Regions from separate parts of the Homo sapiens genome. Here regions 1 and 2 are each linked to region 3. The links are chromatin loops, found by intact Hi-C in ENCODE. Cell type or tissue: HCT116. All regions are shown on one strand. Each heading gives the region's core, and the rest is flanking DNA. Links, peaks and the distances in the headings are about the cores only. Region 1 holds the start of TRX-CAT1-5 (tRNA-iMet (anticodon CAT) 1-5). Region 2 holds the start of TRK-TTT4-1 (tRNA-Lys (anticodon TTT) 4-1). Region 3 holds the start of TRL-TAA4-1 (tRNA-Leu (anticodon TAA) 4-1).

What was found. A loop is a pair of places that touch in the nucleus more often than their neighbours do. Peaks named below come from ENCODE experiments on the same cell type or tissue, not always from the same donor. Only the 100,000 strongest peaks of a DNase experiment are listed, where the experiment ranks them.
Region 1: a loop joins it to region 3, with 4 times the contacts of the local background. A loop is called at or near these places in 2 of 110 quality-filtered maps.
Region 2: a loop joins it to region 3, with 2.6 times the contacts of the local background. A loop is called at or near these places in 3 of 110 quality-filtered maps.

What each region holds. Positions count from the first base shown.
Region 1 is chr6:27,327,151-27,338,125 of GRCh38, reverse strand. TRX-CAT1-5 (tRNA-iMet (anticodon CAT) 1-5) reads left to right here and starts at 5,070; the gene lies at 5,070-5,141. TRK-TTT6-1 (tRNA-Lys (anticodon TTT) 6-1) reads left to right here and starts at 3,064; the gene lies at 3,064-3,136. RefSeq lists a silencer at 5,066-5,145. In HCT116, for the core only: no CTCF peak of the experiment used is centred there; DNase peaks (open chromatin) are centred at 3,135, 4,885 and 5,115; H3K4me3 peaks cover 1,604 bases; H3K27ac peaks cover 866 bases.
Region 2 is chr6:27,586,410-27,597,384 of GRCh38, reverse strand. TRK-TTT4-1 (tRNA-Lys (anticodon TTT) 4-1) reads left to right here and starts at 5,499; the gene lies at 5,499-5,571. It overlaps TRX-CAT1-6 (tRNA-iMet (anticodon CAT) 1-6), which reads left to right and starts at 4,493; the gene lies at 4,493-4,564. It also overlaps the pseudogene RNU6-471P. RefSeq lists silencers at 2,741-3,035, 4,439-4,528, 4,501-4,795 and an enhancer at 4,769-4,978. In HCT116, for the core only: no CTCF peak of the experiment used is centred there; no DNase peak of the experiment used is centred there.
Region 3 is chr6:27,224,934-27,235,908 of GRCh38, reverse strand. TRL-TAA4-1 (tRNA-Leu (anticodon TAA) 4-1) reads left to right here and starts at 5,272; the gene lies at 5,272-5,354. TRV-AAC5-1 (tRNA-Val (anticodon AAC) 5-1) reads right to left here and starts at 400; the gene lies at 328-400. RefSeq lists silencers at 327-376, 387-436 and an enhancer at 10,946-10,975. In HCT116, for the core only: no CTCF peak of the experiment used is centred there; DNase peaks (open chromatin) are centred at 4,118, 4,588, 5,038 and 5,328; H3K4me3 peaks cover 1,841 bases; H3K27ac peaks cover 1,582 bases.

The DNA.
Region 1 (10,975 bases), core at 2,685-7,684, 100 kb before region 3:
TCACCTGAGGTCAGGAGTTTGAGACCAGCCTGGCCAATATAGTGAAACTCCATCTCTACTAAAAATACAAAAATTAGTTGAGTGTGGTGTCATGTGCCTGTAATCTCAGCTATTCAGGATGCTGAGGCAGTAGAAACGCTGGAACCTGGGAGGCAGGGGAGGTTGCAGTGAGCTGAGATCGTGCCACTGCACTCCAGCCTGGGCCACAGAGCAAGACTCCGTCCCCCCAAAAAAAAAAAAAAAAAGGTAGCGAGTCTGGTGTGTGAAGCAGCATTCCAAGATGGAAAGAAGCATTTGTATATATATGGTATTTAAGGACTGAGCCCTGAGTATGCTAATATTTAGGGTAGGATCAGGTAAGCGATCATTTAATTTATGCATATAATAGTAAGTACTATTAATATAACTAAAATAATCTCAGGAATCCTGTGTATATTCCAGGAGCTTCTAAAACCACTCTTGGGGAGTCAGCAAAAACTTTCAGAAAGAGGTAATGGGTTATGTCTAAACTGAGATCTGAAGGACAAGTAGGAACTGGCAAATAAGAAAAGGGGAGGACCCTCCAGTGAAAATGCAACTGCAAAGTCCACAAGCAAGAGAGGACATGAAACAATCAGGAATTTCACTGTCCCTTCCACTTCAACTTCTCTGTCACACTTGTTCTGTCGGAGGAACGACTACAGGAGTTTTTGGAAAGTTAAATTGTAGAGATTTAAAATTGGGGTTTGGTGGGCAATATTTATGTGGCTTCTAGTCACTTCTGTGTGGAAGAAAATTATTTGGCATATAGTCAGGTAACTCCTAGAACATACCAACTCAGAGGCAGCCTCAACAAAAGCCCAGTTGCCTGAAATAAGCTCCGGTTTTCAAACACAGGAACTCCTGGTTCCTGTCAAAACGGATCCAAACGTTATCCAATCAGAAATGAAATTCTGAAAGTCTGGCTCCCTTCCATGCAAAGAAAACCCTTTGAGATTTTTGATAGGAGGTGGTTAAGACACTTGCTCCCTGAGGCAGAGGTGTTAATTCCATAGCTCCCCCGGTTCTTCTCAAGCAGGGTTTCCCGAGGGCTTTGCTTGCTGGGCTCCTCCTGGATTCTCTCTGTAGTTCCTCCTCTGAGCTCAAGGAAGCTTTTGAAGAAAGGACTTCAAAGGTCAAATATTTGACAGATTGGGACTGCGTAGAGATGGAGGGACTGAAGACACCTGCTTCTTGAAGGGGCCAATTTTAAAGAGGCAGAAAAAGGGAGGAGTGAGTAAGGAGGAAGGAATGAAAAAGACTCAGGAAAACAATGAAACCATCTTCATGTTGGAAAAACAGTAAAAATTGAACGGAATATTAGCAGTGCTACCTATTCGTAAGCAGCGTGGCACAGTAGAAGCCTGCTGGGCTCATGACCTCAGAGACTGAGAGATCAAAACCATCCTGGCCTACAGGCAACTCAGAGTTTAAATCTACTTCTGTATTTTCCCTAAAAGTCTGATAATCAAATCAGTGATGGCACTCCATGGAAAGATATCACTTGATAAATTTCTGGTAGTTGTTTGCCTATGACACATTGCTCCAGGCCTAAAAATTCTCTCCTCTCGAGCTCCCAACATGGAAACAATTGGGAATACTAAGTTAGAGCCTCCATCCATCGAGGTGGACTTGCATATTGTGTACAATTTCTTGGAGGAAAGGGGATGACAAATTCCACATTGACTTCCATTACACCTTTCAGTAAAGGGGCTTTAAAATTGTTATTTACCTATTATGTTTTGATTATGTACTAGCAGTAGATGCAAATATAACACAATCCAGAAAAACTATTTTTAACACACATTTTGGGTAACAGGAAATAACAATGGACTTCAATATTTATACCTATATTTGGTCCAAAGAAGTATCATAGAAAGATCAAGAAAAAACTACAAAATGACATTGTACTGGGATAAAAATTCTATAAGAGACAGGCAATGGCACTATGAATGCAGAGAAATAAAGGATCAATGTAAAATCTTCCACAATTAAAGAGGTAGCAATGTTCACCTCTCTCTTTTAAAAGGTTGCTGGTAAGTATTAAATTACTGTGGTTTTTAGATTCCTATGATACAAGTCACTATATCCTTCAGAAAAATTTAAACTTAATGAAAAACGTTAGATGTCCACTGAAAAAATTGTGGTAGGTATCACGTTTGTCAAAATTCTTTTAGACAGGCAAGAACACCCCAGAGCAGTGAAAAGTACAAAGTAGGCCCATCACAGTCACCACGACATTCTCTTCCTTTTTAATGACTTGCTTTTTTCTTGCACCAAGAAAAAAATAATGGGAGATTTTATGAGATTTGTCAGGCTCTTACCATTGCTTTCCACTGGTTGCTTCCCACTTTTTTTTTTTTTTTTTTTTTTTTTTTTGAGACGGATTCTCGCTCTATCACCCAGGCTGCAGTACAGTGGCGCGATCTTGGCTCACTGCAATCTCCGCACCCCCCGGCTTCAAGCAATTCTCCTGCCTCAGCCTCCTGAGTAGCTGGGATTACAGGCATGCACCACCACGTCTGGCTACTTTTTTTTTTTTTCTTTTGTATTTTTAGTAGAGGCGGTTTCACCATGTTGGCCAGGCCGGTCTCGAACTCCTGACCTCAGGTGATCCGCCCGCCTTGGCCTCCCAAAGTGCTGGGATTACAGGCGTGAGCCACCGCTCCCGGCCAACTTCCCACTTCTCTTGTTTTTGTTTTTTAATTGTTTCTTTGTTCCTCTTTGTGTCTTTTTTGGTTATTTCTTGTTGCGCAGTAAATATGACACTGCTGACGGATTTAACTAAACATTACATAAATATTTATTAGGGGCAATCAGTTGTTTTCTTGTTTATTTTTCTTTCCACGAACCACACAAATAAGAATTTGGTTTTTTGATGTTGCTTACATTTCTTTTCTATCAACCTGAAGAAAACATAAACGAATGGTGGTTGAACTGATTCTGTGGAACTTCCACTGAATTACTCTTTTCGCATGTAAGATCACTGAACCGTGATAATCATTGATCCTATTTGTAGAACTGTATGAAACAGTTCCCTAAGGAGCCTGGGTAGCTCAGTCGGTAGAGCATCAGACTTTTAATCTGAGGGTCCAGGGTTCAAGTCCCTGTCCAGGCGCTAAAAATGCAACTTTTACTTGCTTAGAGTGAGGAAACATCAAGAAATGAGTTGAGTTTGACCTTAGCCAGTAGCAAAGATTTGAGAACAGAGGGCTAGGTGAAGAGTTATCTTTTTTTTGGGACAGAGTCTCACTCTGTAGCCCAAGCTGGAGTGCAGTGGCACCATCTCGGCTCATTGCAACCTTCGCCTCTGGGGCTCAAGCGATTCTCCTGCCTCAGCCTCCCAAGTAGCTGGGACTACAGGCGCGCGCCACCATACCTGGTTAATTTTTTTGTATTTTTAGTAGAGACGGGGTTTCACCATGTTGCCCTCGGTGGTCTCCAGCTCCTGAGCTCAGGCGATCCACCCGCCTCGGCCTCCCAAAGTGCTGGGATTACAGGCGTGAGACATCGCTCCTTGCCTGAAGAGTTCTTAGACATGACATCAGAAATAATTCGTGAAAGAAAAGTTGGTTAATTGTGTATGTGACTAGCAATTCGATGAGAGTCCTCGGGCTCCAAGCCCGAGTGGCGAGCACTTTACCAAGGAAAATCAAAGAGGGCAGTCCTTCAGTCTTAGTGTGGACAGGGAGATAGAGTAAATGAGAAAAAAAAAATACGAGCATGCTAGCCTTAGCCCATGTTCCATCATCATCCAAAAGCTTACATTACTAATGATAAAACATTTGCAATATTCCAGAATGACCCTGTCTAGCGTCATCATAAAGGAAGCTACAAACGAGAGCTGGTGTTCAGGGACTTCCTAAAAGCTCTGTTCCCTGATTGATATAAGCTACAAGAAGAGGAAGATCTTATCTTTATTAGTTTATTATTATTTTTTCGTGTTTCTGTCAAAACGGCGCCAAAAGGGATCCAATCGAAATTGCAGCTGTCATGTAATAATTTGAGCTACACATCAGGTTTATCCTCTTTATTTCAGGGGCACCGTTTTTGTTTTGCTTAAAATCTTGTGCCTTTGCAAGCAAATGAAAAAACTCTCATTTGATCATTACATATTTATACATGTATCGAAATATCACTCTATATCCCATATATACGTACAATACTTACTGTCAACTAAACTTCTTAAAATTACACTGCTATCACGAACAATTTCATTAAAGTCAGAAGTTGGAAGTTGTCAAGCTCATGATAATGGATACAAGTTTTGCAACATTCAAATTTTTTGCTAGAAAGCCCCAATCTTATCATTGGTCACAAATACTGTCAGTTGTTTTCCTTGAAGTGGCAGGCTCACTTGGTTAATTAAAAATTAAAAAAAAAAAATCATGTCTGTCAAATACCAAGTCTTAATAACCATAGCTTCTTAATCATTCTTTCAAATAAAAATGGTGTTTTCTGAAAAAGCCACTAGTTATGCTTGCAACGGAATAAGTTGGAGGAGTGCTTTTTCGGGAGATAACATTGTGCTGAGGTATGCAACAGAAGTCCTTTATGTATACTTCCCATTTCGTCACACAGAACACACACAACTCGAGTTGAACTTTAATAAAATTAATCATTTTTACTGCATCAAGGGGAAAACATCTCTTCTACGGTTGTCTATGAAATTTTTTGACAGAAACAAATAAGACTGTTAACACGATTCCTCTCCGGTGGCAGCTGCGTTCGCTCCACGACTGCCTGGATTCTACTCGAGAAGACTACACCTAGTGTTTTGCTTGGCGCCCTCCTCCTAGGCTCGCTATGATAAACGAGTGCTTGCTAAGAGGCTCAGACGATCTTTGGCAGGTTGGAAAAGCACAGATCTGGAGGTTATGACCTGAGGCCATCTGATTATCGGGTAGCGAATCTTCGACTTGCTTGGCAGAGATAGGGACAGTGTAAACGATCAGATACAAAATGAAATAATTAGACAATGAAAATTTTGTCGGTACTGAAAGGTGATTTTGATGATTGAAATTAAGATCAGTGGTCTTCAGAAACCGCTTAGCAGAGTGGCGCAGCGGAAGCGTGCTGGGCCCATAACCCAGAGGTCGATGGATCGAAACCATCCTCTGCTATGAGTTTTACAGCTAAATCGACACGCAAAAAACAAAAACCAAGTCCCTAGGTTTTCATGCATTCAACAGTTTCTGAAAACCCTCATTTCTGCTTCTGCTCTTTGTTATGTGTTTCTTTCCCACCTTTGAAATCTCACCATTCTCCCAAAACTCACCTACTTCACTGATCCACACCGTCCTACATTGGAAAATTCCTTTCCTCCCAGGTGTCGGACAAACAAAAGCATACGCTCAGCTGAGATGCTTTTTTATTACTACGTTGTATAAACCCACATTTACTTCTGTTAATTGCCAGGACATTCTCTTCCTTTATTAATTATTTGCTTTAATAAGTATTTGACAACATATAATAACTTTATTGTTTTAAACTAGTTGCTCTCCACCTCTCTGCCTTTGTCATTAGTTTTGTTGTTTTTCTTGGTCACCAGAAAAGTCTTTTTTTGGGTGCGAATGTTAAGTTCAATAACTATTTGCTGAAGGCAATCAGTTGGTTCCACCTCTTCAGTCTTACCTTTTACAAATCTTAGGTAAATGAGTAAGGACTGTTGTATTGATCCTATTTACATTAATCCTATATAAACCAGTTTGATTTCTTAGACTTAGTGCAAAAAAAAAAAAAAAAAAAAGAAAGAAAAACAAACAGGTAACAGCTCACTAGCGAATACAAGTAATGTTCAGAGTACATGAATACACTTCTGTTCAATGAATTGACTCCATGGAATTCAAACCACCTCCTTAGCTGTCTTTTCTGAGTCCAATAATTCATTTACAATACCAGTCAACATTAGTGATATGTGCTAAAATCATTTCTCAATATGAATAAGCATATCTTCTTAGGACCTATGTGGCTTGGTTGGTACAATACCAGACTTTTACTTTGAGAGTAAAGGGGTCAACCTCTTGCCCAAATGTAGTGGCAGACCAAGTGCAGTGGCTTACACCGGTAATTCCAGCATTTTGGGAGGCAGAGGCAGGTGGATCACTTGAGGTCAGGAGTTCGAGACCAGTCTGGCCAACATCATGAAACCCTGTCTCTACTAAAAATACAAAATTAGCCAGGTATGGTGGTGCATGCCTGTAGTCCTTGCCACTCAGTAGGCTGAGGCATGAGAATCGCTAGAACCAGGGAGGCACAGGTTGCAGTGAGCCGAGATCATGCTACCACACTCCAGCCTGGGCAACAAAAGCAAAACTCCATCTCAAAAAACAAAACAAAACAGATGTAGTGGCGTTTTCTGGTTTGTGCAGTAAGGTTTCTCTCTATGTATTTGAGTGGGCATACTTAAGAAACCATACCCGAAGTGTCTCATACATACTTGGATGTGATTTAAATGCTAAATTCTGGAACCCTTAGGCCCTTTTGGAAGGTGACGAGTGTATTTTGTGAGAGAGACTGGGGTCATAGGTGGACAGAGGTCCTATCTGGTAGGCAGCCTCTAAGATGACCCCCAATAATCTCTACCTCCTGGTATTCTTGCCCTGGTGTAGTTCCCTATGTACCAGGGGTGGTCTTTGTGTCTAATGTAAGTGATAGATAAGCTCTAGAGGGAAGCCAGTTACTATGTCACCAGCAGTCCTGTTTAGTAGCCTATTTGGGGAGGGAGTGAGCCTTCCTGCCAACACCCACTAGGGAGATTGGAAGAAGATCCTCCAGACACAGTCAAGCCTTACGATGACTAGAGCCCTAGCCTGGCATCTTGATTGCAACCCCAGGAGGAACCCTAAGCTGGAACTACCCAAATACAACACTTTGATTTTCAAGTTACAGACACAGTAAGATAATAAATGTGTTGTTTTAAACCACTACATTTGGAGTTATTTGTTACAGCAATTGATAAGCAATACAAATCTCAAATAAGTTAAGTTTATAACTTAAGGCTCCCTGGACTATTCAGGAAATGCACTTCCAGGATGCCGATCTACTGTAGGTCACCTTTGTGGCTTTGATTTATCAAGATGAAGATATTTTCTACTTCTTTTCTTTACTTGGTGCATTCCTAAGTGACAAGACTACTTTTCGGGCAGTTCACTAGGGATGATAGTTGAGTTTTCTCTCTAGATTATTATTAATCTGCATGTATGACACTGAGGACGTGTAGAGTGGTTCTCCATTTTCAGCAGGTCCTAGTGACTTCGGTTTTCCTCAATTTAGAAGCTGCCAAAGCATAAGCCCAAATTTGCCTCCATGAGCAAGAGCTCTAAAAGCATAAGCAACTGGTTGTTGTGGTGCTCTGCTTATCTGTGTTCTCATTTCCTTTTACATTTGTTTTACATGTCTCTTAGGTTTCTTTAATGTTTTATCACTTCATTGTCTAAAACAAACCTTTAAAGAATTGATTTAGAACATATTTTAATAAAAGTACAAATCATATGGGTATAGGTAAATGACTTTTCACACAGGAAGCCTATGAGTAACCTCCATCTAGATCAAGAAATAAAATATTACCAGCACCTCAGAGACTCCCTTTATGCTGTCTTTCAGTCACTTTTGCCTTCTTCCTCTAAGGTAACAACCATCCCAACTTCTAACAGCAGAGTTCACTTCTTCCTATCCTTACAACTTATGTAAATGGAGTCGTATTGTTTTCCCTCTTTTGTATTTTTCTTTTACTCAAGTATGCCTGTAAATTAATCATTGTTACTAAATGTAGCAGTAATTTCATTTTCATGGCAGTACAATGTTCATTGTATTTTTACTAACCAATTTATTCTATTGCTGATAGACATTTATGCTGTTTCTATTTGGGGGCTATTACAAATAAACATCAAAAAACAGGAACATTTTTGTATATGTCACAGTGTACATATGTATTCATTTTGTTAGATTTATACACAGGAGTGAAATACTTTCACCTTTCACATTTACATTTAAAATCCATCAATATTAACTTTTGTTTATATAATTTATAGGTCAAAACTTATTTTTCCCCATTCGATATCCAAAGAATGTAGTATGACATATTAAAAAGACCACCAATTCCCTCACTACTATACATTGTTTTTTTTTCATAAATTGTGTGTACAAATATTTGGTTCTGTTTCTGGATGCTGTATTTAGTTACACTTCTATTTTTATATCATTATGAAAATTGCCTACTATCTTAATTATCATAGCATTATAATAAACTTTGATATCTATCTGTGTACATCCTCTCATTCTATGCTTTTCAAGGTTGTCTTGGCTATTCTTGGATCTTTGCCTGGTTATAGAATGTTCAGAATGAGCTTGTCAATTTTCACAACAATAGTGTCTTTTAATTTAGTTGCATAGACTTTATAATTTATTTTAAGGAGAATTGTAATCTTTTATTCTTGCATTCAATTAATACAGTATATCGTTAGAATAATTTAGGTATTCTTTACATTCTTTTGGCAACGTTTTATTGTTTTCTGAATAGAGGTCCTGCACAGTTTTATAAGAGTTATTTCTAGGTTGAAAATGTTTTTTGGAGATATTGCAAATAATATCATCTTAAACATGTTATCGAGGCATAACATACACACATAAAACTCCACCTGTAAGTGTAAACCTTGATGAAGTTTCACAAACTGAACACACTCATGTAAACAGCATCCACTGAATCAAATTATAATGTATTATTAATGTATTAAGGAGTGTAATCTCAGGGAAGGCTATTTAGGGGAAGAAAGTGGGAAAAATTTATTGGTCACGGCTGGACATGGTGGCTCATACCTGTAATCCCAGCACTTTAGGAGGCCAAAGCGGGAGGATCAGTTGAGCTCAGGAGTTCAGGACTAGCCTGGCTAACACAGTGATACCCATCTCTACTAAAAATACAAAGATTAGCTGGATATGGTGGTGCACACCTGTAATCCTAGCTACTTGGGAGGCTGAGGCAGGAGAATTGCTTGAACTGGGTAGGCAGAGCTTACAGTGAGCCAAGATCATGCCACTGCATTCCAGCCTGGGTGACAGAGCAAGACACATCTCAAAAAAAAAAAAAAATTATTGGTCAGCTACTATATCCAACTGATCAAAGTTTTGCTCCATAGAGCATTAATAGCCCTACATATAGAAGTTGGGCATGTGCAGATATCAAAGATCGCTCAGCAGCTCATGTTTCAACAGCAGCAGAGAAGCCTTATAGCAGAAGACGAGAAGTTCAACAGAGGTGAACAGTGAAGTCCTGTTGTTTTCTGCACTCAGAGGAAATTGATTGCCATGACTATTGGGGTAAAACAAGTTGCAAGGTAAGATGGCAAGAGAATCAGAGGTGGCACATAAGATATGTCTGATACCCAAGAGTATGCTTGTCTTACAAAATATTTTAGGAAGTGTTCCTTTCTCTCTATTGCTTGAGAGTTTGTGCAAGATTCATGTTATTTGTTTCATAAATATTTGGAAGAATTCACCTTTGAAGCAGTATAAGCTGGGAGTGTTCTCTGTAAGAAGGTTTTTAAATTACTGATTCATTTGTTTAATAGCACTATTTAAATTTTCTATTACTTCCTGTATCAGTTTTTATAACCTGTGTCTTCCTAGGAATTTTTTCATTTCATCTACATTTTCAAATGCATTGCCATGTTATTATTTATAATATTCTCTCATACACTTTTTACTGTGTGCAGGGATGTATAGTGATGTCCTTTTTTATTTATTTTTTATTTTTTAATTTTTATTTATTTATTTTTTTGAGATAGAGTTTCGTTCTTGTTGCACAGGCTAGAGTGCAATGGCACGATCTCGGCTCACCGCAACCTCTGCCTCCCGGGTTCAAGCAATTCTCCTGCCTCAGCCTCCCAAGTAGGTGGGATTACAGGCGTGAGCCACCATGCCCGGCTAATTTTGTATTTTTAATGGAGATGGGGTTTCGCCATGTTGGCCAGGATGGTTTCAAACCCCTGACCTCAGGTGATCCGCCTGCCTCAGCCTCCCAAAGTGCTGGGTTTATAGGCATGAGCCACCACGCCCAGCCTATTTATAATATTCTCTCATATACTTTTTACTGTGTGCAGGGATGTATAGTGATGTCCTTTTTTTGTTTCTGATATTAGTAATTTATGTGAACTCTTATATATAAGAATATACCTAATCAGACTTGCTAGGTAGTTATCAATTTTGTTAGTATTTTCAAGTAACCAGCCCTTGGCTTTGTTTATTTTCTTTATGTTTGTTTTCCATTTCATTTTTCTGCTTTTAACTCTCTTGCTTTCTTCTTTTATGACCTAGAACATTATGGTTTCCTGTTCTTTCTAAAAGCCCTTAAAAGTTTATTTTTTTTTAGCATTTTGTTTTTTTAAATGTATTCAAGACTATACTGTTGTCAACTGAAAAATCATGAGATGTATAAATTTGGAAAGAATACTTTACTTTTTAAAAATAGTTACAGCCTGTAAGCTGGCTATACTGACAGGTTGGAAAGTGTAGCTTCCAGCCAAAGCCAGAAGGAGACACTTTGAGGGAGGAGGGGTTGGGCAGGAGTTTTATGCTGAACAGGTTTGCTAAACATACATATTTAACAGGTTATAGGAGGAGTTATGAATATTTTCAAAGGGGGAATGTGCATATACATGATAAGTAAACATGTAAGTTACATGTCACTTATGTTTACTATGTTACTATGGGGTTGAGACTTGATATTTAAAAAATTACAATTAGCCCCTATATGTCAAAAGGTGAAGCAGGGACACGGAGGTAAAGCAGGGACATGAAGTAGCCTTTGTAAACTGGCCAGAACCAGTCTGTGGTTGGTGGTCTTTTTATTAGGAGAAGTTACTGAAACTAGTCTGTTGCCTAATCAAAGCTGTAGTTATGGCTTGTGAAATGGAGGGGTCAGTTAGTCAGTGTTTGATGGGTGGTGAGCTGTAACTTT
Region 2 (10,975 bases), core at 2,233-7,232, 360 kb before region 3:
GCAAGGTTTCTCCCCATGTGATAGTTTGAAATATGGCTTCATGTGATGAGAAAGATCTGACCGTCCCCCAGCCCGACACCCGTAAAGGGTCTGTGCTGAGGTGGATTAGTAAAAGAGGAAAGCCTCTTGCAGTTGAGATAGAGGAAGTCCACTGTCTCCTGCCTGCCTCTGGGAACTGAATGTCTCGGTATAAAACCCGATTATACATTTGTTCAATTCTGAGACGGGAGAAAAATCGCCCTATGGCGGGAGGTGACACATGTTGGCAGCAGTGCTGCCTTGTTATTCTTTACTCCACTGAGATGTTTGGGTGGAGAGAAACATAAATCTGGCTTTCGTGCACATCCAGGCATAGTAAACTCCCCTTGAACTTAATTATGACATAGATTCTTTTGCTCACATGTTTTCTTGCTGATCTTCTCCTTATTATCACCCTGCTCAACTACCTCATTCATTTTGCTGAGATAATGAAAATAATAATCAATAAAAACTGAGGGAGCTCAGAGACCGGTACCAGTGCAGGTCCTCCGTATGCTGAGTGCCGGTCTCCTGGGCCCGCTGTTGTTTCTCTATACTTTGTCTCTGTGTCTTATTTCTTTTCTCAGTCTCTCGTCCCGCCTGTTGAGATATACCCACAGGTGTGGAGGGGCAGGCCACCCCTTCAATAAGCAAATACTACCTCCTTTTACATAAGGAACTTGAGTTTGCATGGATTTTGGTATCCGTAGGAGATCCTAAACCAATCTCCTACTGATACCAAGGTACGACTCTATTTTTAAAGATCCTGAAGTGTGATTCTAATGTGCAAAGTTTGAGAACCACTGTTCTAGGCTATTTCCGTATCATTGGTTACCCTATTTTTTTAAAAAAAATGTGGAATGCTTCGCAAATTTGCATGTCATCCTGCACAGGGGCCATGCTAACCTTCTCTGTATAGTTCCAATTTGTGTATATGTGCTGCCGAAGTGAACACAATTCTAACTGCTGCTTGTATACATATAGTTTTTCATTTTATATATAAACAATCAAAGCCAATTTTTATAGTGTAAAGAAAATCCCTTATCATATAGTATAAATCATATTTAACACTACCCTCTAACAACGATTAAAGTAACTGTGTTTCTCCTTCACATCAAGAATGCCAAAATGGGACAGGTGCAGTGGTTCACGCCTGTAATCCCAACACTTTGGGAGGCCTAGAAGGGCGGATCACCTGAGGTCAGGAGTTTGAGACCAGCCTGGCCAACAAGGTGAAACCCCATCTCTACCAAAAATATAAAAAAAAAATTAGCCGCGCTTGGTGGCTGGTGCCTGTGATCCCAGCTACTCAGGAGGCTGAGGCAGGAGAATCGCATGAACCAGGGAGACGAAGGTTGCAGTGAGCTGAGATCACGCCATTGCACTCCAGCCTGGGTGACAGAGCCAGACTCTGTCTCAAAATAAAAATAAAAAGAAAAGAAAAAAAAAGGAATACCAAAATGTACAGCGAAGATAGTGTTTTAAATCTCGCCCAGGCGTGGTGGCTCACGCCTGCAATCCCAGCATTTTGAGAAGCCGAGGCAGGCAGATCACCTGAGGTCAGGAGTTCGAGACCAGCCTGGCCAATATGGTGAAACCCCATCTCAATCAAAACTGCAAAAATTAGCTAGGCGTGGTCATGGGAGCCTGTAATCCCAGCTACTCAGGAAGCTGAGGCAGGAGAATCGCTTGAACCTTGGAGGAGGAGGTTGAAGTGAGCCGAGATTGTGCCACTGCACTCCAGCCTGGGCAACAAGAGCAAAACTCTGTCTCAAAAACAAACAAACAAACAAAAACAAAAAATACTTATAAAAATATGAATATTTTCATTGGCATCTTTCTTAGCTCAAATTTATTAAATTATGTGTTATTTATATATAAAAAGCAAAACACATGGTGTTGGTGTTAAGGAAAACATTATTCATGGCAATTGTTAAAGACAGTAAGGAAAACTTTATTAGAGAGGGATTTTGCAGTAGGTGAGAGAGACCGGGCTCAACTTTGCATACAACAAGGAAAAGCGGGAATTTATAGCCAAGGATCAGAGTGGGGAGATGAGGTCACTGGATAGAAAATTACTGAAAGGAAACATCACAGGTAAGGGGGTTTCTGGCTAACCTGGCCTGATAGGATTCTTGAAGGCAGGCCAGGGTGATTACATCACTGGAGCATGGTGGAGGATGAGGAACCTGATCAGATATGAAGGGTGATCAGATAATAGAGGATGAGGGATTCTGGCTAAACTGACTTAACACGATTATTGTTAAAAGTGCGCAATGCAGAGCTACAAACATTTAAGTCCAAAAGTCAGAGCTTTTGTTGAGAAGAGCCTTCAGAGGAACCTGACTAGAGTTTGGTCATGAAGAGAATCTTTGTCACTGTTCAAAAAATGTCTGATAAGTAATTAAATTATTAGAGATTAGTTGATATATTATCTAAATGTGTTAGTAATTTAAATGGTTTGGCATCTTTTCTGACTTGAATTTTATAATATTTAGATAATGTAAAAATAGAAACTTATAGCAGTATTAAGCATTGGGGTTTCAAAATGAAGCCTCCAAATTCTTCCCTTGAGGACTCCAAGCTCCATCTTTAAGAATCCAGGGTCTGATGTTTCTTTCTTTTTTCTTTTTCTTTTTTTTTTTTTTTGAGACAGAGTCTTGCTCTGTCGCTCAGGCTGGAGTGCAGCGGCGTGACTTGGCTCACTGCAAACTCCGCCTCCTGGTTTCAAGCAATTCTCCTGCCTCAGCCTCCCTAGTAGCTGAGATTACAGCCATGCGCAATCTCAGCCATGCCTGGCTAACTTTTTTGTATTTTTAGTAGAGACGGGGATTCACCGTATTGGTCAGGCTGGTCTCGAACTCCTGACCTCGCGATCCATCCGCCTCGTTCTCCCAAAGTGCTGGGATTACAGACGTGAGCCACCGCGCCCGGCCCCCAGGGTCTGATTTTTCAAGTATGAGAACAAGATAGTAAAGAAGCCTGAGGGGAGCCCAGCAAAGAGAACCAAACACCACTGAAATTTGGGGAGCAGAACCAGCTATATATTTTGCAGGGCCCAGTGAAAAATTAAAATGAGGGAGCCCTTGTTCAAAAAGCAGGAAGACAATGCTGTTATAATTATGAATATATACTGATATGGGTGTGAGCTGCAGGCTCACTCCCACCAAGACACCCTCCTAACTCACCTGGGCTCTGCCAGTCTGCCAGCCAGTGTCGGGAATGACAGCCATTATGCCACACCCCAGAAATCCCGGGATTAGGCTGCAGGAACTTAATCCCTCTTCTGTAGACCCCCTAGGGGGCTTTACTGCTGGAGGCAGGTGGGGAAGAGGGGTCGGGAAAGAGAGTGGGGAAGGATGTCAGTTAGCAGGGCAAATTCGTTGCTGAAAACCCATCCAGGGGAAGCAGAGCTCTTGGGAGTCAACTCTTCGGCAGAACTCTTGGGAGCCAACAGACCCCCATGCCTAAGCATGCTACATTGTCATGTTGGCTATAGCTTACAAAACATAAGTTTAAGGATAAAACTATTGAGAACTTCAAGAGAGTCATTACAAAACATTAAACCCCAAGAGTAGGACTGGGTGTGTGTGTGTAGGGGTGCTCGGGGGATGGTGGTAAATTGTGCGACTGCATAGATCTCAGGCCCATGAAGCTCACCCCATTGGGGAGCTTAAATTATACACAGAATCTTTAAAACAGCTTTGCGCAATTCCTTGGCTGGAAGAACCAAGACTGACAAAAACGGGTCCACAGACGCACCTAGAAAGCGATCTGAGCCTCAGTTTTCCGACCCAGTGTCCAAAGGCCAAGTGGACAACACACACACGCTCTCCTTGTAGTTAGGAATACCCATTATGATCTTTGTGAAAGAAGTTTCATTGTGGTGGGGACACGGAAAACTGAATCTTCTTTGAGTAGGCATGTCGTCTCCACGTCTGCCTCAATTCCGCGAGCAACGATTTTCAGAAGTACATGCATTTCCTTCTCTTCCGTTCGCTGCATCTTCAGTTTCTCCTTAGTCCCTCCAACCTGGCCGAGGACAGGGCCACAGGACCACACAGTGCCCTTGTCTTACCAGGGACACGGAGGAGTCAAGGTGTTCCAAATGCAGACAGTGAGTGCACTATGGAAGGCGTGGGAAGCAAGCAAGCAAGCAAACAAACAAGCAAACAAACAAACGAACAAGCCCTGAATTCTAAATCCAACCCTAGAAGTCGGTGTATGAGAGCCTAACGGTTTGAAAATCAAGTTCCTGAGAAAGGATTTCAATCGGTTTTCTTAAGTTGCAAAGGAGCAAACAACAAGTTGTAGGTGACTATGTTGAGAAGGAAACGTGAGACAACTCGAGGATGAAAGACAGAGACTAGAGAAGATAAATGGATAAGGAAGAAAAAAATATTGACGCAGCTGGACAGCGGTGTTAGGAGATGTTTAAGTTACTTGGAGATAAGGCACAACAGCTGAAGGGGACAGCAGAGTGGCGCAGCGGAAGCGTGCTGGGCCCATAACCCAGAGGTCGATGGATCGAAACCATCCTCTGCTAGGTGCCTGTTTTTTTCCTCCAAAACACTGCATCTTGCACTTGTTAGAGGTGCTTTAACACCTCTCATGAATGACTGAAGACCTACAGTGACCGAGGGAGTAAACTCTGTTTTAACTGCCTGGTGCTTTCTGAAACCTAGTGGTTCACTTTCAAAGAACGGAAGCATAAGCGGAGAAATGAGTGAATCTGCAAATGGGAGGTCTGAAAAATAAGGCGGTAGAGGAGCAGAGACCGGTGTGAAGAAGGGAAAGACTGAGGAAGAGGTGAAGAAAAAGAGAGCGAAAGATGAAGACTAGGTTGGGCGACCGGGAAAAAGATATTATAAAATTTTGACGTGTGTTTTGAAGAAGGTAATTCCCCAGACAGAAGCGGGTGTCACTTGTGTGTTGCTCTGGCATTACGATTCCAGGAAACTTCATCTCTTAAAGAGCTAGGAAAACACCGGAGGAAACAACGGGAATTGAACTGCTTCCCTTGTGACATAACAATCTTTCTTTACCCAAATGTTTGATACTTCTGAAGTTTCTTCCCACTTATCGAAGTCATTGTTGAAATGCGTACCTTCTGCCTCCAACCTTCTGGTAAGCTGATGAAGAAGCCTGGGCGTCCGCTCTAAAGCCGCCTTTACCAGCCAGCTACGATCTCTAAGGGCTGCTGTTCGCAATAATGAGCTGCGGGATTATTCACTACCGAAGGGGTCCCACTCTATTCTGAGCCCGATTTTCTTCGTCATTTCCCCTGTAATAAATACTACACAATAATTTTATATTTAACGAATAAACAGTTTGAGGTTGAAATGAATGTTCAATATAATAAAGCTCGGCTGCAGTGCTGAGGCACAGGTATATGACCAGAACGCTTGGAAGAACCTAATAATTACTGAAATCATGAGCCTTATTAGCACTTCTTAGTGAGTTAGAGCCCAGTGTAGAGAGCCTGGATAGCTCAGTCGGTAGAGCATCAGACTTTTAATCTGAGGGTCCAGGGTTCAAGTCCCTGTTCAGGCGAACTTCAGAAGTTTTACTTCAGTTAGGTCTAAACCCATCCCATTTGGGAACATTTTGTGAGGAGAAGGAAATATCACAAAGGCCGAAACAGACAAATGCATCGCTTTCTTCACTAAATTATGCTTTCCCAATATTATTTGAAACGTATCCCCAAGATTTCAAGAGAAGAGGAAAAGGACATGATATAAAAATAATAAACTGGTGATGGAATGACTGGGAAATGGACCATTTTAAAACTCCCTTGAAATGGCTCATTAATCCAGGCATGGGGGAGCACTTTGGGCAGTCTTGATTAAAATCCAAAATCTTTAAGAGCAGTGACCTTTGCATAGCCTGTCTCTGTGGTTCCTTGGAGTTTAGACCAGCTCTTCTTTCACAGAAAATTTGACCACTTTGCAACAGTTCCCAGTTGAAAAACTCATTTCCAAACACTTTTTGAAATAGTATTTTCTGTGTTTACATTATTTCTGTCATTATCCTGGGATTTGGATTATGGTTAATGACCCTGATCATGGGCTTCTAGTGCATGGCTTCTGTGGGCAGCACGCTAAACAACGCCACTATGAAACAAAGGTACCAAGAGTTCAACGTTGTTGATAGTTTTTTTTGTCATGTCCCTTTTGTCTTGAGCCTGACAATATTCAGTCCAAACACTGCATTTGGATCCATTTTGTAAGGTCTCGCCCTTTCTTTTTCAGTTATGTGATTCATTTGAAGTAATCAGGTCCATTTTGACTCTTTCCCCTGACCTTGTTTATTTTTTTATTTTATTTTATTTTTTTGAGACGGAGTTTCACTCTTGTTGCCCAGGCTAGAGTGCAATGGCGTGATCTTGGCTCCCTGCAACATCCACCTCCCAGGTTCAAGTGGTTCTCCTGTCTCAGCCTCCCAAGTAGCTGGGATTACAGGAGCGCCACCATGCCAGGCTAATTTTTGTATTTTTAATAGAGACGGGGTTTCACCATGGTGACCATGCTAATTTTGAACTTCTGACCTCAGGAGATCCGCTCGCCTAGGCCTCCCAAATTGCTGGGATTACAGGCATGAGCCACTGTGTTCAGCCTATTTTATTTTTTGTACATACTTAAAACATAACATCATTTTAAAAGTTAAACTGTGCAAAAGAGACATACTCGAAGAAATATCACTTCCCTTCATTGCTTCTTTTTCTTTCCTTCTCCAGCTTTTTCAACTCATTCTCATCTACCCCCTATAGGTAATCCATTTTACCAGTTTCTTTTTTATCCTTCCTGCACCTCCTTTTGAATAAGCAGGCAGACACATACTTATTTATTTATTTATTTGTTTGTTTATTTATTTTTAGACCAGGCTGGGGTGCAATGGCGCGATCTCAGCTCCTGCAACTTCTGCCGCCCGGGTTCAAACGATTCTCCTGTCTCAGCCTCCCGAGTAGCTGGGACTACAGGCGCGCGCCACCAGCCCTGGCTAATTTTTCTATTTTTAGTAGAGACAGGGTTTCACCATGTTGGTGAGGCTGGTCTCAAACTCCTGACCTCGCAATCCACCCACCTCGGCCTCCCAAAGTGCTGGGATTACAGGTGTGAGCCACCACGCCTGGTGATACATACTTTTTAAAATGTCCTCTTCTTTCTCAGACGAAAAATATTATACTATATTGTATATATATTGATTTACAGTATATAGATATTGATTTGCTTTATATATTGTATATATATTGATATCTATACAGTATCTATAGATATATACATATTGTATATATAGTATCTATAGATATATACATATTGTATATATAGTACCTATAGATATATACATATTGTATATATAGTATCTATAGATATGTACATATCTATAGATAGTATATGTATTGATTTACAGTATATAGATACTGATTTGATTTACTTTTTTTGTTTAGCAATATATCTTTGAAATCTCTCCATGTCAGTTCACAGAGATCTTTTGTACAGCTGCATAAGTACTCCATTGTGTGGAAGTAACAATCTAATCATTCTTTTATGCTTAAGCATTTAGGTTGTTTAAAAAATTTTGCAATTGCAAGCAATGCTGCAATGAGTAAATATGCTGATGTATATTTTCATTTTGTTGGATGTAGATTTTCAGGGTAAATTGTTAGACTTGGGATTTTTGGGTGAAATGATTAATGTATATATAATTTTGTTAGACATAGTCAAATTCCCCTTCATAAAGATTATATTGATAACAATGTGCTTCCTTACCAGAAATCAATGACACTACCTGTTCCTGTATGCACTGACATACTTTTTAAATTTTTACCAAGCTGATAGCAGAGAAACAGTATCTTCATATAGTTTCAATTTGCAATTTTTTATTACAGAATTTAAACATATTTTCATATGTGCAAATATATATATTAATTATCTGTTAATTTTTTTTGCCCATTTGACTATAAAGTTTTGGCCTTTTTCTTCAATTGTTGAAAAATGTTTCTGTATTAAGGATATTAACTCTTTATCTGTGATACACATTGCAAATAGTCTCCCGGCACCCATTCCCACCATTTGTTAACTCTGTTTAGAGTCTGTTTATCATATTTTTTTGTACCATATTTGTAGGTACTTTAAGATACTAAATTTTCTTTTATTATATCTACAGTTTAAGTTATAATTAGGAAACTTTCTATATCCAGGCTACAAGGGAATTCACACATGACTCTTTTTAATACTTGTAGGTTTCAGTGTTTGCACTTAGATCACTGATTCATTTGGAATTTATTCTTGCATAAAGAGTGAGGGCTGAATTTCATTTTAGCTCTAATTGGCTAACAAATTTTTCCTGAACTACTTGTCAAAAAGTCCATCTTTGCACCTATGGCTTGAAATATATGCTTTATCAAATATTAAATACCCATATGTGATTTTGTTTACTTCTGGACTTTGTATTACATTACTAGACTGTTTTTCTATTCATTTGTGAATGCTATAGTGCTTTAATTATAGATGCATGAAGAGTATATTTTAATATCTGATAGGGCTACCCCTCTCCACAGTATCAAAGCTCCATTCTCATAGCTTCAAGGAGTGTTGACTGCTAAAGTGTCATTTCGCCTCAAGGAACAGCGCCCCTGCCAAAGATTGCACTCTCTCAGGACTAGACGCTCTCTCTGGGGCAAACAGTATCCAATGACCACATTTTTGCTTCAATTTGGGACAGTTCTGAAGGGCATCCTACCAGAGCTCCTGTGGCTTGGCTGAAGCCTCTGCTGTAACTGCTTTGCAGTTTTACTTTTTCATCTCTCCAATTCTGCTTTTCTCTCATTCTTCTACATTTTCTTCTGTGTACTCTAATAAATTTTGTGCACATAATCTCTGTCTCAGGTAATCTGTTTCTTGGGAACCCAAACTAAGTCACTCTCTGAGACAGAGTTTTGGCTTTAATATTATTTCCTTTTTATTGGTAGAAGTATTGTTTCCTTTTTATTTTTATTATTATTTTTTTTTTTTTTTTGAGACTGAGTCTCGCTCTGTCGCCCAGGCTGGAGTGCATTGGCGCTATCTTGGCTCACTGCAAGCTCCGCCTCCTCGGTTCACGCCATTCTCCTGCCTCAGCCTCCCGAGTAGGTGGGACTACAGGCACCCGCCACCACGCCCGCCTAGTTTTTTGTATTTTTTTAGTAGAGACGGGGTTTCACCGTTTTAGCCAGGATGGTCTCGATCTCCTGACCTTGTGATCCGCCCGCCTCGGCCTCCCAAAGTGCTGGGATTACAGGCGTGAGCCACCGCGCCCGGCCGTTTCCTTTTTATTAAGTCTACAAGTTTTCCTTTGATTACTGCTTTAGTGTTATCGTATGGAGTCCGCTACGTAAGATTTTCATTGCCTTTGTTGTATAGAAATTTTATGCTTTTTGTTTATATTTTCCCCTTGGCCCTAGTTTTTTGTTGTTGTTTTTTTGTTTGGAGATGGAGTTTTGCTCTATTGCCCAGGCTGGAGTGCAATGGCGTGATCTCGGTTCACTGCAACCTCCACCTCCCGGGTTCAAGCGATTCTCCTGCCTCAGCTTCCCGAGTATCTGGGATTACAGGCACCAGCCACCATGCCCGGCCAATTTTTGTATTTTTTAGTAGAGACAGGCTTTCTCCATTTTGGTCAGGCTTGTCTCGAATTCCTGACGTCAGGTAATCCACCTGCCTCGGCCTCCCAAAGTGCTGGGATTACAGGCATGAGCCACCGTGTCCGGCCGGCCCTAGTTTTTAAAAGAAAGTTTTATAATTTTCAAGGGTCAGAAAATGTTGATTTCTACTATTTCTACATTTTAGAAAATATTGAGGATTTTTTGTGGGATTAGAGCAGCTAATACATGAATAATTGTCATGCATATATTATGCATACCCCATGGGAAATTTTCTCATTTCAGAGAGCAGACTTCAAAAATCTTTGCATCAGGCCTTTCACACATCAACCAATGAGCATCTGAGTTGTTTCCAGGTATATTTAATATTGTCAACAGTTCTATGAGCAATTATGCACATGTGGCATGGTACAGAGTTATAAGTACTTTGAGTGTGTGTGTGTGTGTGTTCCTAGAAGACAAATTGTTAATTTGTTACATTTTGTAAATGTTTAACTTTTTGAGATAATGACAAACCATTTTCCAGGGCTGTAAAAATGGATGCCTCTCTTGGCAATGTATTAGGGATACTACTACATATCCAAATAGTCAACTGCTGTTATTTTTGCACATTTCATTTTAATTTGATCAAGTGGAGGTTAATAGTATCTTGTTGTAGTGATGGTTTGTATTCCTTTATCACAATGAGGTTGAACATATCTACATATGTTTGGATTTGTACCTTTGAATTTTCTTCTAAATGTCAGTTTATTTATCTATTTGATTATTTCGTGTATATATTTGATTTATTTACATGTGGAAGTCTTGCTACATTTTTTTATCTTCCTCCTTATCTAATCATTCCTTGCAATTCAATTATTTGAATGCAGTTTAATCTTTCTCAGTGTAACTTGTGTTTTCAATTTAATCTGTAATTACTTTCATAAATATCAAGGTTTTCTTAAACCTGGAGCATTTTTGTGTCTTGTTTAACCAGTGTTTCCAATCTTTACTTCTTCCAATACATATTCTCATATATGTGGTAACCACTGCCTCTTGCTTCTCAAATTCTTTCTTCACCCTTCTCCTGCACCTTTTTCCCACATCAAAGGGGGCTGAACTCAGACTGTATTTCCCAAGCCTACTTCACATTTATCTGCAGCTCAGTTTAGTCAACAAAATGCAGTGGTGGGTGATAGGAGAGTAAAAGAAATAAAGAAGTCAGATAATTTCCACCACTGTCTGCCTGCTTTGGGCACCCTCTATGGGAACAGCTGCATGTTCTCCTTCACTTTAGCTCTCACTGGACAGGACTAGTACGATTAAACCTTAAGCCAG
Region 3 (10,975 bases), core at 2,919-7,918:
CAGGCCTGTAATCCCGGCACTGTGGGAGGCCGAGGCGGGTGGATCACGAGGTCAGGAGCTCGAGACTATCCTGGCCAACATGGTGAAACTCCCGTCTCTACTAAAAATACAAAAATTAGCTGGGCGTGGTGGTGCGTACCTCTAATCCCAGCTACTAGGGAGGTTGAAGCAGAAGAATCGCTTGAACCAGGGAGTGGGAGGTTGCAGTGAGCCGGGATCGCGCCACTGCACTCCAGCCTGGAGACAGAGTGAGACTCCTTCTCAAGAGAAGAAAAAAAAAAAAAAAAAAAAAAAAAAAAAAACAACCAAAAAAACGAAACTACGCTCTGTTTCTGCCCGGTTTCGAACCGGGGACCTTTCGCGTGTTAGGCAAACGTGATAACCACTACACTACGGAAACTCGCTTAGTGAGAGTGTTTTTCAGTTTTGAATTAGTTAAAATGAACTTTAAATTTATCCGTTCCGTCAGGGTATATCTTTGGCAGAGGGGTAATATTTTCCCCTACACTTTCTAATTCTTAGAATACATAGTTTAAAACCCGACAACTCGAAATCAAGCAAATGCTTCTCCTGAAGCTTCAATTCCTTCAGAAGCACAGGGCGGGGAAATATCAGGCAGTCTCTCGGGAAATTTTATTTCAGTTCATTTTTTTTTTTTGGTATGTTCTCTGCTCTCTGCTCTCATAAGACGCTCTAATGTTCATTTCTCGATGACTGAAAATTAAGCAGGATATTGGTGACCTCGAGTATTTTTTTCTTCATGCTAGCAGCCTGTCAGTGAGATTCATTCAAAGTCCCGCTTACTCCTAAATGAGACTCTTTCTTGAGGTTTGAAACAAAAGGCAGACGCAGTGTTCATGCAAAGGCGTATAACAAGAAATAAATAGCTTGGGTGTGTAAGGGGAAGTTTAAAATCAAGACAGAACAACCGTATTCATTAGGATCAGTTACCAATGAGCAAATATCTATATATCATACATGGTAATTGGTAATAAATACATATGTATATTTACACATATGTATATATATGTATATATGCTTCTCACACTATGTATTTTTTGCTGTTTTATATACATATATATATATGAACATGAGGATAAGCTTCCTCATCCATAATTATCTCATCCTTAGCATAGTGAAAAGCATCTAGTAGGCTAGATTTTATAAATCCTAAAGAAGCGATAGAGTTCTGCTAACTATGGTAAAAATTTTCGTCAAAAGATAGCATATTTGATCATCAACAGCTATTTGATAGGAATTAAAACATAAATTCCATGAGGAAAAGGATATTTTGTCTGTCGTGTCCACTGCTTTATTCCCAGCTACTTAATAGTCTCTGGCTTAGGACTTTTAGTAGAGAATTAATTAACATTTCTTTAGTGAATGAATGAATGAGAACAAGTAACAATCAAGAGTTCAGTTTTGGATATCTAAACTTACCTTTTTTCAGTGTATTGTAATTGATGGGTCTTTCAAACTTGTGCCAATTGAGATGCATATAAAATTGTTTAGCACTTGAAATACTCTCCTTACTTTATCTTGTAGTGAGACTATCCTTGGATTTTACTGTAGCCATTTTTTTTCTAGCATTTGTACCTGTCCTCAGCTATGACATTTTGTGTTAGTGTAGTGATTATCACTGTGTGTTATATGCAGAAGGTCATGGTTTTGCTCTGCAGGAGATCCAAAATAAACCAAGGACTGATCCCTTTATCCTGCTTTTTAAATTTCATAATAGAGAGACCAATGAATTATTTTACAATTGTTATCATCTGGTTGCCTGCTCCAGCAGACTACAGGGTTCTGGGGTCTGGCTAACATTTCCTCATTTTTTTCTGGCTTCCATAAAGGGCCCTCCACAAAGCCCAAGTGCTTACAATTGCCAAACATTCAGAATACCAAATTAACAGCTGATTTCTGAGACTAGCATGGAAGCTGTGAAAAATGTGGAAAGCTGCCAGCTTCAGCCAACAAAGAGTAGGCCAGGGATTCAGATGGCCTGAGAAGGTCTTGAGTCCAGAACCCCAGGAATAGAAAATGCCCAGGATATAAAGGCATTTGCGTCTTTCTAGGGCAGCTCATGTGGATCTGGCTTTTAGCTCTATATTTTGAAAAGTTGGAGCGGTAAGGAAGGCGGAATAGTAGTAACTGAGCCAGCATTTGTCAGAACTTAGGGAAAGTGGTCAGAAAAATAGCAAGCAGCTTGCAAATGAGGTTCTGTCCTGGATGTGATATTTGTTCTTTCAGCTTAACCTCAATAGACTGAAGTGGTGAAATGAGAGACAAGAAAATTTGACGTAAAATTTTATTTTCTAGACTCTTTGGTATTTGATCCCAATAAAATGATGGTTCCCTATCACCACAAGTGGATATCACCACACACTATTTTACCAATCCTTAGGATTCCATGGTGAGAAAAAATCATAGTAAGTCACAGATAGACCTAATTATAATGATGGCAAATTAAGCACAGCTTTTGCTTTCTCTTTATTCCAAACTACACTTATACAAAGCATTAAGGGTGTTTAAAGACATAAATACACAGGGACAAAAAGATGAGAAAATGATGAGCAGTAGCAAGTAGCAAGATTTTGAATGCCAGAGAGCAGAATGATTAGTGCTAACAGAAGGGAAAATCTTATTGTGTTAAGTATCTTTTTTTTTTTTTTTTTTTTTTTTTTTTTTGAGACGGAGTCTCGCTCTGTCGCCCAGGCTGGACTGCGGACTGCAGTGGCGCAATCTCGGCTCACTGCAAGCTCCGCTTCCCGGGTTCAACGCCATTCTCCTGCCTCAGCCTCCCCAGTAGCTGGGACTACAGGCGCCCGCCACCGCGCCCGGCTAATTTTTTGTATTTTTAGTAGAGACGGGGTTTCACCTTGTTAGCCAGGCTGGTCTCGATCTCCTGACCTCATGATCCACCCGCCTCGGCCTCCCAAAGTGCTGGGATTACAGGCGTGAGCCACCGCGCCCGGCCAAGTATCTTTTTAAAAAAAAATTTCTTTTTAAGATTGGTACATGCGGCCAGGCGCTATGGCTCAGGCCTGTAATCCCAGCACTTTGGGAGGCCAAGGCAGGCAGATCACAAGGTCAGGAGCTCGAGACCAGCCTGGCCAACATGGTGAAACTCCATCTCTACTAAAAATGCAAAAAAAATTAGCCGGGCGTGGTGGCGTGTGCCTGTAATCCCAGCTACTCGGGAGACTGAGGCAGGGGAATTCCTTGAACCAGGGAGGTGGAGGTTGCAGTGAGCCAAGATCATGGCATTGCATTCCAGCCTGGGTGAAAGAGTGAGACTCCATCTCAAGAAAAAAAAAAAAAAAAAAAAAGATTGGTACATTTACATATACTCTAGTACATCTCATAGTTGCATAATATTTAATATTATGTGTTTACCACACTTCACGTATCTACTGTTCAATGTTGGCTTCAAGGCTGAATCTGATTCTGGAAGAGGAAAAATAGTGAGGCAATTAACATCCACATATGATACAATCTATATCTTTGTGACATGAGGGGGAATATACACCTAGGAGCCGAATACCTAGGTCATTGAGTGTGTCAATCTTAACTTGAGTAAAAAGTATTAGACTGCTTTCCAAAATGGCTACATTAATATAAACTTCCACCAGCAGGATATGAGGGCTTCCATATTCCCATTTCTGCAATAATGGACACATCAAGCTTTCTAATTCTTCCAATGTAATGTAGGTTGAGTAATAACTTATTTTATCTTGCATTTTATATTGATAATATTAAATATTTAAAATGTTAATCTTTTCAGGTTCTTCTTATCATGGGTTTGATGAGGACCCTGTCCCTATTCTTTATATATTTTCTTTTCTTTCTTTTTTTCTTTTTGAGACAGAGTCCTGCTCTGTCACCGAGACTGGAGTGCAGTGGCACAATCTCGGCTCACTGCAACCTCTACCTCCTGGGTTCAAGCGATTCTGCTGCCTCAGCCTCCCGAGCAGCTGAGACTACAGGCGCCTGCCACCACGCCCTGCTAATTTTTGTATTTTTAGTGGAAACGGGGTTTCACCGTATTGGCCAGGCTGGTCTCGAACTCCTGACCTGGTGATCCGACAGCTTCGGTCTCCCGAAGTGCTAGGATTACAGGCTTGAGACACCGCGCCCAGCTTCTTTACACATTTTCTATTGAGCTTGCTGTTTGATCTTGCTGATTTTAATGGCTTCTTACTATATCATGTAGATTAAGTTATTTTCATTTGTAAATATTTCAAGTATCTTCTACTTTGGTTGTATTTGTCTATTTACTGTTCCATTGTGGCTTTCTTTGATTTGGGTGCAGCAGACCATATCAGTGTTTTGCTTTACTGTTTGTGGTTTTTTTTTTTTTTTTGAGACGGAGTCTTGCTCTGTTGCTCAGGCTGGAATGCAGTGGCACGATCTCGGCTCACTGCAACCTCCGCCTCACAGGTTCAAGCGATTCTCCTGCCTCAGCCTCCCGAGTAGCTGGGGTTACAGGCGCATGCCACCACCCTCGGCTAATTTTTGTATTTTTTAGTAGATACGGGGTTTCGCCATCTTGACCAGACTGGCCTCGAACTCCTGACCTCAGGTGATCCGCCCTCCTCGGGCTCCCAAAGTGCTGGCATTACAGCCGTGAGCCACCACGCTCGGCCTATTGTTTGTGTTTTTAGTTTTGTTTGTTTGTTTAATGTTATTCTGTCCCCTAGATAATAAAGCTATTTTTCTACGTTTCTATTATTTTTTTGTCTGTCATATGTAGGAATTTAAACTATCTAGATAAGTATATTTTACAAAATCCACAGATGATTATACTGTATAGTCCATGTTTTAAAAAATCACAACAATAGAATAATTAAAAACTCTTCTGTATGTCAATGTATGGGAGACTCTTTTCTCTGACATGTTCTTTCCTACACCCAGCAATCGCCTGAACCCGGGAGGCGGAGGTTGCTGAATCTTTAGGATTCAGCTCTGATCCTAGCATTGACAGGCGTGGATTTCCCTCAACACGCCTCATTTTAATGGAAGTCCAAGGAATCAGGGATGGTTCGTCTTTCCCTAACACCTAGCATAATGCCTGTCGCAAATTAGTGATTAAGTCATACTTTTGGAAATATATCTTTTCATTTGTTTATTTCCAAGCAATATTAGAAAGATTTATTAACTTTGTACACTCTTTTAAACATGGTCCTAGTTTTCGCGGATATAAAATTACTCATAATCTTCCAGAAACTACAAATTCTAGCCTAGTAAACGTTGACAACAAAACTGGCTGTTATCACCGGGATGGCTGAGTGGTTAAGGCGTTGGACTTAAGATCCAATGGACAGGTGTCCGCGTGGGTTCGAGCCCCACTCCCGGTAAGCGTTGGTGTGTACTTTGACGTTTGCGGTTTCTGCCGCAGAGTTGGAAGCCAGGTATGCTTACATAAAAACTAATATGACAACCTTCTCACTTTGCGTGTAAACGCTTCAAATAATAACGAAGGTTATTAAACAATATTCTGCCCAACACTACTTTTTTTTTTTTAATCTTCAAGGAAATTGCTTCGGTGAGCAGTATTAAGTAGGAGACGCCTCTTCCCACAATTCCTATGGCCTAACAGCACAGTGTATTCAAGTCTTGAATACATTCCTATCACTGTGGGATGTATTCAAGTACATTGACAAGCCTGTAATCCTAGCACTTTGGGAGGCTGAGGCGAGCGGATCACTTGAGGTCAGGAGTTCAAGACCAGTCTGGCCAACATAGCGAAACCCTGTCTCTACTAATAATACAAAAATTAGCCAAGGGCGGTGACGGGCGCCTGTAATCCCAGCTACTCGGGAGGCTGAGGCAGGAGAATCGCTTGAACTCGGGAGGTGGAGGTTGCAGTGAGCCGAGATCGCGCCATTGCACTCCAGCCCGAGCGACAAGAGCGAGACTCCGTCTCAAAAAAAAAAAAAAAAAAAAAAAAAATCAGCAGAGTGTGGCGGTGCACGCCTGTAAGCCCAGCTACTCCGGAGGCTGAGACATGAGAATCGCCGGAACCAGGGAGGCGGAGGTTGCGGTGAACTGAGATCGCACCACCGCACTCCAGCCTGGGCGACAGAGTGAGACTCTGTCTCAAAAAAAAGGAATTGTGGGAAGAGGAGAGCCTAAGTGGATGTTCTACCTAAAGAGACCTGAATTCTGCAGGCGATTCAGTTCCAAAAGAAGGGAAATTGTGAAATATTTTGCGTTTAGGTTCTCTTTGGCTCTGATGCAGGCAAAAGCGAATCCCACAAGCACTGCTTTTTTTTGTTGCCAGAGAGCGGGACTCAGAGAAGCCCAACTCCACTATTAAGGCTCTCAATATTCCTTACAAAAATCAGACTCAAGTAGGAGAAATTATCCCAAATGCGAGCAAGATTGTCGAATGCAAATAGTCTTTCAGACTAGAAATGTTCAGCTAAGACATTATAGGAAAACATCAATAAGTAAATAATGTGCTTTTAAATTTATTTCAACGAGCAGGAGATAATTGGCTAACCTAAATCAATCTTGACAGGAAAATGAAAGGAAATGATCCTCGGTGTGGTTATAGTTTTATAAAAGAAAAATATGTGTAATCCGACTGCTGTATATACTTAGTGAGAGACTATCCTTGCATCCGATGACTGCAACCAATTGTTGTTTGAGCCCTGCTATTTTTAGAATTCTCTCCTGTCCTTCTTCACAGTGATATTGGACCTTCATGTAGTGTTTATCACTTTTGTATTACAAGTTTCATGAGAAACTGCTGACTTGCTTTCCAAAGCAGTCATACTGTCTTAAATTTCCAGCAACAATTCATACCGTTTTAAATTCCCAGGAACCATATATTAGAGTTTATGTTCCCCCTCATTCTCACCAATGCTTGTTTTAAATTATGTTTTAATTTTTTAGCCATTCTAGCAAAAATACATTAGTATCTTACTGTGATTTTGATTTGCATTTCCCTAAAGATTAAAGTATATTTTCATAAAGTATATGTGTTTATCTGTTGGCCATATATAATCTTTGGCAAAGTGTGTGCTTAAATATTCGTTATTGTTTGGTTTTCTTATTATTGAGTTCTGAGAGCTCCTTATATTTTCTGAGCAAACTACAATAATCAGACATTTTATTTTTTGAGACAGAGTCTCGCTCTGTTGCCCAGGCTGGAGTGCAATGGCGCAATCTCAGCTCACTGCAGCCTCCGCCTCCCGGGTTCAAGCGATTCTCCTGCCTCAGCCTCCCGAGTAGCTGGGATTACAGGCGCCTGCCACTACGCCTGGCTAATTTTTTTGCATTTTTGGTAGAGACGGGGTTTTGCCATGTTGGCCAGGCTGGTCTCAAACTCCTGATCTCAGGTGATCTAGCCAGGATTACAGGCGTGAGCGTGAGCCATGGCACCGGGCCCTAATTGTTCATTTCTAATACAGTAACTGACTTACCATGGTTTGCCTTAAATTTTCTAAACTTTGTGATGGGTTTTTTTAGTGGGGAGGTACTAAATGCATTTTTGACTTATATTCTTTTTTTTTTTTTTTTTGGAGACGGAGTCTCGCTCAGTCGTCCAGGCTGGGGTAGAGTGCAGCGGTGCGATCTCGGCTCACTGCAAGCTCCGCCTCCCGAGTTCACTCCATTCTCCTGGCTCAGCCTCCGGAGTAGCTGGAATACAGGCGCCCGCCACAACGCCCGGCTAATTCTTTTGTATTTTTAGTAGAGATGGGGGGGGGGGGTCTCACCGTGTTAGCCAGGATAGTCTCGATCTCCTGACCTCGTGATCCGCCCGTCTCGGCCTCCTAAAGTGCTGGGATTACAGGCGTGAGCCACCGCGCCCGGCCTTGATTTATATTCTTAACTTGAAATAGGTTCGTTGGAATGTAGCCCCACCGTAAGTGGAGGTACCTCTGTACATAGAAATACAATAGATTTTTATTTATTTACCTTTTATCTCACAGTCTTACTATATTCTTTTATTATTCTATTTCAGATATTTTATTTTTAGGTTATATTTATTTATTTTTATTTATTTTAGGTTATATTTATTTTTTATTTTAGATTATTTTGCATTCTCTGTATAGACAATCATGTTGCCTATGACTAGAGTTTTATTTCTTCCTTTACAATCTAATCTGTGTGCTTTTATTTATTTGTCTTGTGTAATTACATTAAATAGGACTTCTAAAACAATGTTGAATAAGAGTGGTAAGAGGCCGGGCGCGGTGGCTCACGCCTGTAATCCCAGCACTTTGGGAGGCCGAGGCGGGCGGATCACGAGGTCAGGAGATCTAGACCATCCTGGCTAATACAGTGAAACCCCGTCTCTACTAGAAACCCCGTCTCTACTAAAAATACAAAAAAATTAGCCGGTATCCGGGCGTTGTGGCGGGCGCCTGTAGTCCCAGCTAATCCGGAGGCTGAGGCAGGAGAATGGCGTGAACCCGGGAGGCGGAGTTTGCAGTAAGCCCAGATCGTGCCACTGCACTCTAGCCTGGGCGACAGAGTGAGACTCTGTCTCAAAAAAAAAAAAAAAAAGAGTGGTAAGAGCAGATATTCTTGTCAGACATTCCCTATCTTGAGAAGTCATTCAGTCTTTCACCATTAAGTATGATATTACATTTTTTTTGCAGATGCTTTTTATCAAGTTGAAGAAGCTCCTCTCTATTCCCAGTTTACTAATTTTTTAAAAATCATTAATGGGTGTTGAATGTTATTGAATGTTTTTCTATGTCTGTTGAGATGATCATGTGGTTGAACCTTCCCGCCACCAGAATCATAAGCCAAATAAGACTCTTTTCTTTATAAATTACGTAAGCTTAGGTATTCTGTTATAGCAACCCAAAATAGACTAAGACAGGCAGACTCTGTGATCAGGGTCTCTGAGGTCATTCTGCCTGCTCCCAGAAGTTGACATTCTCTGATATTCTGTACCTAATACTCCCTTGAAGTAGAAATTTTCATTCTTTTTTACTTTCTTCAGCTCCTGTGAATTTTCTGCTCTCTGGATATAACCATGTTTGCTGCTACTCCGTAAGTGCTTAAGCTTTCTTTCTTTAGGGACAGGCTATTCTCTCAGTCCTGTTCCACTGAAAGGGGCTTTCTCTGATCTCTTGCCCTGCTCCATCATTTCTTATGAGCACGGGTTCTACATCTGTAGACTCAACCAACCAAGGATCAAAAATATTTGAAAAAAATAAAAACAATGCAACAATAAAAAAATACAGTATAGCAACAATTTACATAGGATTTACATTATATTCGGTATTATAAATAATCTAGAGATGATTTAAAGTATACAGGAAGATGTGCATAGGTTATTTTATATAAGGGACTTGAGCATCAGTGGATTTTGGTATTCTTGCGGGTCCTGGAACCAATTCTCCTGCAACATGGAGGACAGCAGTACTATGAGAATTGTGAAGAAAAGCCTGCAAAAGTGTGAAAACTCTTCTTGAGTACTTGATCCTAGGGGTTCTAGAATTTCCTTCTTAGACATAAACACTTAGACTAAATTCAGCAAGTCATAAAATATTGAATTTTTGCTGAATTTTTCTTACCCTCTCGCATGGAGGCCTCATCATCATCCTATTGCTATGGTTGAGCCAGTATTCATTTCTCATTTCTACTTGGAAGCACATATTTTTCCATAGATTTCAGGCTACGTGGTTGTCTGAGACCTTAACTTTTTCGTGGGTTCAAGGAAAATTATGCTTCTCTAGACTATGTGGACTTTTCTTTCTTTTTTCTTTTCTTTTCTTTTTTTTTCGAGATGGAGTTTCACTCTTATCGCCCAAGCTGGAGTGCAATGGCTCCATCTCGGCTCACTGAAACTTCCACCTGCCGGGTTGAAGCAATTCTCCTGTCTCAGCCTCCCGAGTAGCTGCGATTACAGGCATGAGCCACCATGCCCTGCTAGTTTTTTTTGTTGTTGTTGTATTTTTAGTAGAGACAGGGTTTCACCATGTTAGCCAAGCTGGTCTCAAACTCTTGACGTCAGGTAATAGGTGATTCGCCCACCTCAGCCTCCCAAAATGCTGGGATTACAGGCGTGATCCACCGCCCCCGGCCTATGCGGACTTTTTCATTGTTAGATTAGGAGCAATATTCTTTCCAACTTTCTATATTCTAGGTGGAGGCTGGAGTCCCTTTAGGATTTTAATCTGAGCATAAAGGATAGCATCCTTTTCATTGCCTACTGTATTATTTTGTTAATCCTCTGAATATCAAGCATTATGAAAAATCATAGTAAGTTAGAAATAGACCTGTTTACAATAATCGCGTATTGAAGACAGGCATCTGCTATCTTTCTAGCCAAAAATTCAGAGAGAGAGAGAGAGAGAGAGAAGAAAGAGAAGGAAGGAAGAAAAGAAAGAAAGAAAGAAAAAAGAAAAAAGGAGAGAGAGCCGTTCATAAGTACAAAAGGACAATAATGGGAAAGTAGAAAGCAGTAGCAAAATTCTGAAAACCAAATAACAGAAGGACTAGTGTGATACACAAGGGAAGTTTCACCTTAAGCCAGAATTGGGAAAAGCCAAAGAATATAACTTACCTTGTGAAAGCCAGCCCCCAAAATTTCAGGTATTGGTGGCGTTTGTGTACATGTAGTGGATAGGGGAGTGAAAATAGATCTCGTTTTAATGCCATTTTGAGGAAATTTAGAGTTATATAGCCCCTTGCTCTGTTTCAGAATATGGAGGAAATTTATAGCAGGATATTTAGAAGACGATTCTATTAAGTGAGTAATATGGAGGCTCACTAGCCTGGAGGAGACTAACAAATTTGAAAGGTGTACAACATCCTACAAAGCAATGGAACTTTACCTTATTTTGTCTCCAATTCATTTTTAGGACTATGATCTCCGGGTTGACTGGAAGTTGATTTCTGGAAATCTGCCCAACCCTCTTACTGATCCTTACTGATTACTTACTGTCTCCTGACAGTGGAGGTTTCTCCCAACCACGGTGTCCCAGCCATATAAATCAAAAGTTATTTTTCT